Linked DNA regions of Homo sapiens: region 2 is linked to region 1. Evidence: read pairs that join two places in POLR2A ChIA-PET (ENCODE). Cell type or tissue: MCF 10A. All regions are shown on one strand. Links, peaks and the distances in the headings refer to the core of each region. The heading gives the core; the rest is flanking DNA.

Region 1 (5,385 bases), core at 141-5,140:
GGTTCTCTCACTACACTCTTACAAGAGGAGGAAGCCTTCTGAGTTTTTGAAGATTGGCAACAGTCAAGCTGGGGGTGGGATGCCTTTTCTCCCTCTAGTGAGCCCCCCATTCTCTCCAAAGTTCTCTCTTTTCCTCTAACTTGGCACCCTGTGCAGCTTCTCTCATGAGGCGGGCAATCCCCTGGAGCTCTAACACTATTGGGCCAACAACTCTTATCCAGGTTCTCCTCTTCTTCCTCACTCTGATCAACCTCTAGTATCCTCTTACACAGAGATTGATGGTAGGTGATGGGCTAAGGGTCACAGTATAGGGTTTTGTTCACCATTTAGCAAGTCCTAAATGGATAAGATAGCACCTCTATTTAGAACATGGGGGAACATGTTACTTACTGTTATCAATTTTGAAACCTCAGCCCAAATTCAGAGACAACAGGAAAAGTACACACACTTCTAAATATTGTATATCCTTTTCTTAACTTCAAATGGGAGTATACTATTCTTACTGTTTTGAAACTTGTTTTCTTCACTCAAGAACATATCTTAGACATCTTACATTGTCCATATGTACAGATTACTGTATCTTTCTAATGGTCTATGCACTGTATGTCCATTTTCAGGTTTCCATTATTACAAACAGTGTTAAAATGAATAATCTTTGTACACTTTTGAAAGCGTATCTGTAGAATAAATTTCTACAAAGAGAACAACTTTGAATTCATAAGTAGGACTTTAATATGTCTTGCCAATTTGCCAGTTTTCTATCAGTTTTCGCTGTCACCATTGAGGTATAGGATACCCATTTCTCCATACTTCCACCAAAAGCATTGAAATGTTTTTCAATGTGATAGGTAAAAAAAATCTCTACCTTATTTTAGTTTGTGTTCAACTGTAAACATGGCTGAACATCTTTCCATATGTCGCTTGGTCTTTGATATCTTTTGTTCCAAGTTGCCTTTTCACATCCTTTGCAAGTTTTTGTACTCATGATTTTCATATTGATTTTTAAAGAGCACCCCACATTAAGGACATTAGCCATTTTCTGATACATGAAATGCAAACATCGTCTCCAGTTCTTGTTTGATACATTGGCTTTGTGTGTATCTTTTATTTCTCTTCTCCAAAGAAGTTTTACAGTTTAATGCAGTAAATTCATCACTATGCATTTGTGGCCTCTGGATTTTATGATATCCTTAGGTTATGAAAATATTCCCCCATTTTCTTCTAGTGTTTCAATGGCATCATTTTTTTTTACATTTAAGTTATTGATCTTTATGGAATATATTTTAGGGTAAAGTGTGAGCTTATTTTTATCTAACAAAGCAAACTTTTACATTTATTTTTACTTATTTTTCATTTTAAAATAATTTTTAATTGACTATTTATTTATTTATTTATTTATTTATTTTAGAGATAGGTTCTCTCTCTGCTGCCCCGGGTGGAGTACAATGGTGTGATCATAGCTCGCTGCAGCCTCAAACTCCTGTGCTTAGATGATCCTCCTGCCTCAGCTTCCTTAGTAGCTGGGAGTGTAGGTGCATACCAACGAATTCAACTAATTTTTTTATTTTTTGGAGAGATAGAGTCTCACTATTTTGCTCAGGCTGGTCTTGACTTGCCAAGCTCAAGCAATCCTCCCACCTTGGCCTCCCAAAGTGCTGGGATTACAGGCATGAGCCACCACCCCCAGCCCTCAAAGCAAACTTTTTGCCTCTCAGACTTCAGTAACTCCTCTTTCTCTTCTTCACATCACTAAATGAAAATCTAAATCCCTTTAACTACAGCTTCCCACACAGCTAAAGGCAAAAGCAAATACAAAAGGTAAATTTTGTGTGTGTGTTTTAAATAATGCCCACAGCCCACTTTCCAGGAATCTTAGCCTGAATTTTCTGGGCATTGGTCTCATGGACCAGTGCTTATTTTCATGGCAGTTACAATGGGTTTTCAGATCAGGTGATAAAAAGAGGCAAGAATATTTGCTCCTTCTTATTTTTATAGCAGATGCCAGGAGAGAGGAAGTAATAGGCCCAAGGTCATAGAACAAATTAGAGTGTTGAAATCCAACATTCTGAGCCATCAAGCCTGTTGCACTCATCATTGGACAATATCTTGTAAAAAGCACAGGTAGAAAGCATTCTTCTTATTGCATCACTCACCAAATTACATAATCCACAACAAAAACAGCTAGAGGGCAGTGGGCAGGGTAAAGCTTAGCCCATTGAAATGCACAGATGTTTTAGTGAATTGGGAAAATGGCCTGCTCATAGAGATCATATATAATAATTGACAATGTGAGTCAGAGTTGGGCCTCATTCAGAATTAATCTTATCCTCTTAATGAAATTGCTGATTGTTTTGACTTGCTCCTCTCTGCCTGTTTCAAGTTGCCTGACAGTGTGTTCCAAAGACAGTCCTGCTGGTCTGAGGCTCTATTCTCAAGTGCTGAATTATAGCGTCCATTAAGGAGTTCAGAAGATCTGTTTGGAGAGGCAGGAATCCAGCAAAGCTTCTAATTTTTCCATGATGACTGATGGATTTGGAGCACTCTTAAGGGGCGGCTGTATAATGCTAAGTGTTTAGCATGTGCCAGATTTGTCACCTTACATGAACCCTGTAGCTACCTTTTATTCCAATCTCATCTTCATAGGCTACCAAGAAGTGGTAGGTGGGAGGGGGGAATAGGAGGGAACTGCTGCTTCCAAGGGAAGAAGATTTCTGACTTTGGGAGTAGGGAGAGGTGGGAGGGAACGTGGGCAGTGAAGGGGGAGGCACCAAAAAAAAAAAAAAACCCTGCCTGTGTCCTAATTACCTGGAATATTCCCTGCTTGGATTTCATAGGTCATTAGATTTCTTCCAGAAATGTTGTTTTGCAAAGGGTGTGTGGAGTAAGCAGACCTGCTGGTGAATAGGACATCCCTTCCTAACAACAGGATATGGAAGGGTTCAGCTCCAGGAAGATCTCTGTGCCCAAAATGGTGGAAAGAAGTCGGAAATGGTCTCTGTATGACCAGCTGCTATTTTCTGTAAACTCAAGTGGCTCTGGGGATCGGCCCCAGCACCTCGTAATACTGGGAGACAGTGTTTAATCTTAGGTGCCTGAAGTTCTTCAGTTAGTTTGTGGTTTATGTGGTTAGTGCTGACAGCACCAGCTAAGTTGGAGTTACAGGCAGTGATTGTGCTTGTCATAGAAATGGTTCATTCCTTGATGTGCTTTCAAGTGCTGTGTCCTATGAATCCTGTTGGCAAGAAAACCATCCTCCACCCTAGCACTTACTTAATAAATATGTCTTGAAACACAGCCAAAAATGCATATGTTTGCTGTGCTGTTAGATTCCTTCTTGAAAGGGAAAAGCTCTTCTGAAAGTGATGCACAAAGGATTCTATTAATTAGAAGAACTTATAATGTCTCCCTATGGAATAAAGAAAAAATAATAGCCTGTATTGCTACTCCACTAGTTCCTTTGTTGGACAACATGTATTGCTTTTGCTCCTAGCAAAAAAATTGCTGCTCTGACCCCTCAGTTGTCTCTCTTATCCTTCTGCTGTGCACATACAACTATTCACTAATGTCAACAAGACTTATGAGTGCATATCCGGTGGGGCGGAGGCAAAGGGACTAGATCCCAAAGTCAACATCTTCGCAATGCATCCCAAGATGAAAATGATCAAAGTCTCATTACTCTTCAATGACTAAGAGAAAACAAGGTAGCACATTCAGGACACAGGTTAGAGATGAAACAGAAGATTTTAATTTGTTTCTGATTTATGTTCGTATATGCACCAGATCCAAAAACATTTCAAGTCAAACTTGTCTCTAGGTATGGTAAAATAGGGTCATTGGAACTCACTTGAAAATAGAATTCTAGAAAGTAATTTAAACTTCCAGAAAGCTGGAGGGGGAAAGAGCAGCCATCCAGGCAGAAATCAGATGCTAAAGATTCTGAAACACACTTGGGTGAGTATCATCAGAAGAAAACATGTGTGTTGGATAAAGTAGCTAGAGAGAGGCCTCCATGCCTCTGAGGGAACAGAGAGATTCCTTAGCTTGTTTCTGCCTTGATGAGTTGATGACACTGTAGTTAGACTAAGAGGGGCTCCTAAGAAGACTTAGTCTCAATTCTAAAACCAGTGCTTCCAGACCTCCATTTTATTCTGGGGATAATACACTCCTATTTTCCTTTGTAAGTTATACTGTGTATTCTGTGTCCCCTACAGATTTATACCCCACCCTTTTCCACTCTGGACCCTATGAGGCTGATGTCTATGGCCTACATCACCTGGGCTCCCTTGCCTCTGGCTTTTCTTTGGGTTTGGCTAATGGAAGTGGCTGGCAAAAAGTCAGAGGGCGGCAGGAAAGAGAGATGGATCAACTTTTTCCCCACTGCCCTTGCTGCCAGGCCTCTGTTTATTAGTGGCTGTGTTCCTTAGAAAAGGCCACAGCTCCTGTCAGGATCCTTTCCCACTGTTCAGGTCTCCCTGGGATCCAACAACCACCCCTTTCCCTTAGCTGTCAGGCCTAGGATTGCTAGTGTCTTCTCTCTTTTGCTAGCCCAGAGATGTTTCACCATCCTTCCTTGGCTTTCCTTAACCAGTCTTACTCTTTGAATGAGCTATCTGTTTTCTGCTAGAATTATGACGTGGATATCCATCCATATCAGCACAGCTACTAAGAACAGAAAGCAAGCAGCCAGTCCCTTATCTGGATCCAACAACATACTTTACAGTGTTGTGGGTTTCTGGTAGTTGTTTTACCTTTGGAAATGTTGTTCACAGGCTCCCATTACAAATGGTCACTTCTGCTGTGTTTTACCTCTATCCTCTGGCCATATTAGCTGTTAAGTGACAACCTTGGCCTATCTGCTCTGACTCTTTCTTGCTTTGGATAATTTAAGTAAGTGCTTCCTATGAGTCAGGTACTGTGCTGAGCTTTTTACTTATATATTTTATTAAATCATCTCAATAAATAGGTACTATGTTTGTCCATAGGTCACAAATGAGAAAACTGAGGTGCAGAAAAAGCTAGTGAAAGTTACACAGCTAGGAAGAGCAGGCATTCAAATTCTGTTCTGCTCTAAACTGCAAACCTCTGTGCCAGCTGATCCTCTGGCTTAGATCTCAGAACTCACTATCATTACATGCCATGTTTCTACATACATTGGTGCTTCCCTTGTGTTTTCTAAACCATGGGGTATCTTAGCTATTCAAACTGCTCACTAGGCTTCTAGTCCTGGCCCATCTCCTGTTCCTCCCAATCTGGAGCTTGATCTCTGTTTTAGTTTGCTAAAACTGCCATAAAAAATACTCCTGGGGGGCTTAAACAATAGAATTTATTACTCATGGTTCTGGAGGCTGGAAGTCCAATATCAAGGTACTAGAATTCTAGGTTTCA
Region 2 (5,385 bases), core at 290-5,289, 170 kb after region 1:
CTAGATGATTCCATGTGTTCAGTCAGATGGAGAACCACCATCTAGACGATAATGGATTCTTTTTTTCTATTTCCTAGTCAAGGGTTATGTGTACATACTAGTTTCACCATTTGGGAAACACAGTAAGTAAGAAGAGAAAACAAGATCAGTAGTTCTCAAATACTGGTGAGTCAGGAAGGCTGCAAAAAATTATGAGGAGAGCCTGCTAAAAAATATAGCTCTGTAGGCTCCACCATTAGATTCTGCTATAGCAGCTCCAGGGCCAGGAAATCTATATATTTTTTAATTCCTCAGGTCCTCCTAATACACAACTGGTTTGGGAACCATCGGGCCCAGTGATCTCTGATGCTCCTTCCAACTTGTAGGATGTGAATTTCTGTGCTTAGTTATATAAGAGGTAAGTCACAATTTTAAGAATATTTTAAAAAGGCAATTGGTACTTCAAGATTAAGATATTATAAAAGGAATGTTATCAGCCAATAGGAATGGGCCTCAGTCAGGTGCTCGTTGATAAAAATTTGCTTACCTGTTTTACCCTCTCAGAAAGAGACATAATGATGTGCCCAAACAGTTTAATTATTTGCCCTCGGGAGTACTTGAAAAGGTTCTTCCTTTGGCCTCTTTATTTGCAACTGTAAGTTCTAGTTGAAAAGAACTAAAACGCTTCTCTCAAATGAGTTAGATGTAGTTTATCAAACTATGTATTATATACAGCAAATTGCAAATGAAATAAAGTATGGTCACAATCTGGTCTTGTATTTACTATTAATCCCTTTAAATTCTGGTGTTAATAATTCCATGCACTCATTCATTCTTTTGTTCATTTAGTCATTCACTCAGTAACGAATTTAAAGTTCTAACTATGAGCCAGGAACTGTTCTAGGCCCTGGGGATGGGGACACAGCAGCGAACATGAGTCTCCTTCCTTTCAAAGCTTACATTCTACTTGGGAAAGTTGGTAATAAATAACTAAAGTATTACATGATGTTAATTGTTAAGGAACATAAGACAATGTAAGGTGATAGAAAGTGGCAGGAGCTGGATGACAGTGTTATTTTTTATAGGTAATCAGGGAATGCTGCTCTGTTATGGTAATATGTTAGCAGAGACCTGAAGAAAGTTAGAGAAAAGTCATGGTGATATCTGGGGAAAGCGTATTATACAGAGGAAACAGCCAGTGCAAAAGTCCTGTGGCAGGAAGGTACTGGGTATGATCTAGGATCAGCAAGTGGCTACAGTGGCTTGCATGGAGTGAGTAAGGGTGGGATGTTGGAGATGGGTCAGAGAGTAGCAAGCCGTCATCATGGGGGCTTGACAGGCCAATTTTAAAGGCTTTGTATTTAACTCTGAGAATCAAGGGTGGATCCAGGATTTGTAGGGTTTGAAGCTTATAATCCTGAGGCTTTCTATAAGTAAAAGAATACAAAATTAGCTACGAACCTAATACTTATTTGGAATGAAAAAAATCATAATAATATCAGTTTTAAAAGATACTACACATACCACAAAATCCAAAAAAAAAACCCAAACCGTAATAATTTTACTAACTGTGACACCTCTCTGTATTACTTTTTTCTCCTTTTTTTTCTTTAAAGGTATAAACAAAGTTAGTTGCATTACTTTTTCCCTCTTCATTAGTTTACACTGAAATAACTGATTATTCATATTATTTTCTAACATCATTTTCTATAGGAAGAACTGAAGATAATTCAGTCTTTAGCTTGTTGGGACAAAATTTATCTTTTTATTGTTGATTTCATGGAAAAAACCTTCTTTAATTTTATAACTCATTACTGCTAATGCTATGTATGTTTTTTAGAATTGTCGTCAATTTGAGAAAACTTTTCTCAACTTTCTTTCTTTATATGACCATAAGATTTGTAAGAATTTTCTGTGTACTCGCTTCTGGCTGCATATATTTCAACCCCCTTTTCTCCTCTACTAGCCACATATTTCTGGTATGATGAAGACAAGTTCTTATTTTATAATCTCAGGCTGTGAACTTTAATGTCACAACATAGATTGGTACAGAGAATGGCAGAAGTATTCCTGGAAGCCATTCCAACACCAGGAAAATTTTTACACTGAAGTAACTGTGAACCACAATAATACATCCTACTAACCCAAACTAAATGCTTCTCCAATTCAACTTCTCCTTCCCTGGGCCCTAAAGTGTCTGTCTATTCTCACACCACTTGACTTAAAGAGAAATGTGACAGAGGGAAATAAGCAATAAAGAGCTTTGGTAAAAATATCTCATATTTGCAAATTTTAAAAAAAAATGACCACATGAGCACATTGCCAGAGCCCCTTCCAGGGCCTTGGAAGAGCCCTGTGCAATGAGGGGCCCTCAATCTGCAGATTTATTAGCTTCAAGAATGATCAACCTCTGGTGAAATGTGAAGTCACTGGAGGGTTTTGAGCAAAGTATTAACATGACCTAATTTCTGTTGTAAAAGGATAATTTTTTCTGGGGAGTAGAATATAGGGGAGCAAGCCTGGAAGCAGAGAGACCAGTCAGAGGCCTGAAGTTTAGGTTGCAAAAGAAAAGCAAAAACGCAGACATAACTCATTCTGGGTGTTCTAGGAAAGCTGACTCGATTACTCATTAAGCTATTGATTTCCTAACAATTCATGCCTGCCTGTGTCAGCTTTGTTTCCTTTCTTAGCTACTGTTGAGTCAGCAATTGTACAGCATTCTCTTGATCTTTTCTCTTCTCATTGTCTTTAAAGTTCAAGTTTTATCAACAATATTTTTGTTATTATAGCGATTTCTCTTCCTATTTGCTGCTGCCTAGATGCCTACAGTGCTGGGTGAATGATAGGCCTTTACCTACACTATTTCAGTTCACAGTATCATTGCTATCTGTGTCTGGGTTGAGAACTTCCCAGGAGAACTCTTTCCTATTATTTAGAAACCCTTTAGAACCTGGTAATTTATCACTTCATATTATTGTATATCCCTTTGCCTGATGAAGAACTATCCAACTCACATCTTCAAGGCCTTTAGAGTTTAATAATTTTATTACATTTTGGGGGAAGTTAACTTTATGTTGTGTTGCATTAGAACAGGGATTGGCAAACCTGTTTTATAAAGGGCCATCCAGAAAATATTTTAGACTTTGTGCACCATATGGTCTCTGTCAGAACTACTTAACAATACTATTATAGCAGCAAAGCAACTATAGACAATTACGCAAACAAATGAGAAAATGGCTGTATTCAATATACTTTTATTTACATAAACAGGCCTCAGGGCCGGATTTGGCCTGCAGGTTGCAGTTTGCTGACTCCTGCTTTAGCAATTTCCTCTAGCTGTTTCATGTTATGTGTCCCAAATCTTAATCTCACGTCACCCCATGAGTCTAGAGTCTCCGTCTTTAAAATGAGGACCCTAATATATGTCCTGTGTGCTACATAGCATTGTTTTAAGGGTCTAATGAGACATTAGTTATAGAAATCTGCTAAAATTTTAAAGTGGCATATGTCTGTATATTTCTTTCTCTTTCCTACCACCCTACAACACATTTCCCTGCCTCCCACTCCACCTAAAACACATGTATAAACATTCAATCACAGAGGAAAATTATGGCTTGTTATCTTATTCTTCTCCTGAGCTTTGTGGTGAATGCTGGCTTCCCCAAACATCACCAAACTACCTATAATGGCACAAAGCTGAGTTTGTTCTTACCATGGTAAGAGAGACCATAATGTAGACATAGTCTTAACAGAGCCTCAAAAGAGGGAAGGCAAAGTCAGGAAATTTATTGAAATTTTAGAGACTTAGAGACTCATCTAGATGAAAGTGGGTCTTTCAACGCAGGGCTTGGTTAGAGTTGGATATGGATTATGATACAACAGGTTAGGGTTAATGGACACAATGAGGTGAGAATTCTGACGAGGGGTTCAAAGAGTCTTGGGGTATACATTATCATTTAATGCTTTCTATTGAAAATTGATTGGTATTTCAGGAAGTTGCTGGAATAAAAAATAAATTCATTTTTAACTTTTATTTTTATGAGCAAATTTCCTGGAATAGTAAAATTACGTTTATGACCACTTTGAAGTAGTAAAGTCATGTTAATATAGTCAGTAAGCTGTGTGGATGTAGATGATTTTGATTTTGTCTTAAAAAGAATATTGGAGACATTCTGTGAGAAAAAGACAAGGAAACGTAGATAGGATTGCAGGTTTTACTTAGCAAAGAGCAGAGAATAACTAGCAGAAAAGAAGACAATGCTATAGAGAAGAGGGGAAGAAGGGGCCAGGATGTAAAGGGTGTGTCAGCCAAAGTTTAAGGAAAATTTTGAAATAGAAGAGAAACTTTGGGGGACTAGAAACTAGGATATAAGTTATGGCAAGAATGTCAAAAATCAGAAAAGAGAATATTAAACCTATCAAATATAAATTGTTTCCAATTAGTTGTTCTGGCTGCACAGTTTTATTTTCATGTGCAAATCTGTCTGAAGACTGAAAAATATGTGGGCCTGCTTTTGAGGAGGTTACTTTTTTATTAAAAGAATATGTACATTTTCTTAGCAGAAAATTTTAAATGTGTACATAAATAACCAGAAGAAAGAAAGATAACTCTTAATTGGAAGGTGAAATTCCAATGAATATTAGTAGTCAAAAGTCCAGAGAAATAAGAAAACTGACCTTCATTAAAAGTAAATAATAATTTCTTGGTGGGGGAAGAGTGGAGTGCAGACATGGGACAGTGACAGAAGAGAAGGGAGAGGATAAATTAAGAGCATGTTTGGAGGCTGTTGGCTGTTTTGTGGGAAATTGTCAAAGGCCATAGCATTTTTAGGAAGCAAAATATTGATCTTAAATCTTAATTTTTTTTAATTGCTGTGATATTGCAGAGTTTAGGCCAACTACAAAGTAGAGGCTATAGCACCCACGACTGTTCTCACTTCTGATACCAGCTAAAAGTTCAGGGGGTTCCCAAAACCATCCTCAGGTTTGATAATTTGCTAGAATGACTCACAGAACTCACTGAAAGCTATTCTACTCATAGTTATGGTTAATTACAAGGAAAGGATACAGATTAAATCAGCCAAGGGAAGAACACATATGTTGTTTTCAGCCCATGAAGGCAGAACACATCACTCTGCAGGCACTGATGTGTGACAGTACCCATGGAGAATTGCCAACTAGAGAAGCCCGTCTGAGCCTCAGTGACCAGAGTTATTACTGGGGCTCTATTTAGTAGACATGATTGATTGCATACGTATTTGATCTCAGTCTTCAGGTTGATTGTTACTGTGTTACCCAAAGGCCCCACTTTATGTCACATTGTTGATCTATTGCCAGCCCTTGTCCTAGGACTGTATGGTTGTGGTCACCCCCTACCCTAAATCCCATTGTTAAGACCATCCAGTA

The links. ChIA-PET counts read pairs that join two places held together with the same protein. Peaks named below come from ENCODE experiments on the same cell type or tissue, not always from the same donor. Only the 100,000 strongest peaks of a DNase experiment are listed, where the experiment ranks them.
Region 2: POLR2A ChIA-PET joins it to region 1 with 7 read pairs; 2 of 35 experiments call an interaction of 5 or more read pairs at or near these places.

What each region holds. Positions count from the first base shown.
Region 1 is chr15:38,215,182-38,220,566 of GRCh38, reverse strand. No RefSeq gene overlaps it. Among named protein-coding and RNA genes, the nearest start is that of SPRED1, 35 kb to the left of the region's middle. In MCF 10A, for the core only: no CTCF peak of the experiment used is centred there; DNase peaks (open chromatin) are centred at 2,146 and 3,196.
Region 2 is chr15:38,047,946-38,053,330 of GRCh38, reverse strand. The region is part of intron 2 of LINC02345 (long intergenic non-protein coding RNA 2345); the gene reads right to left. Among named protein-coding and RNA genes, the nearest start is that of LINC02345, 10 kb to the right of the region's middle. In MCF 10A, for the core only: no CTCF peak of the experiment used is centred there; a DNase peak (open chromatin) is centred at 2,610.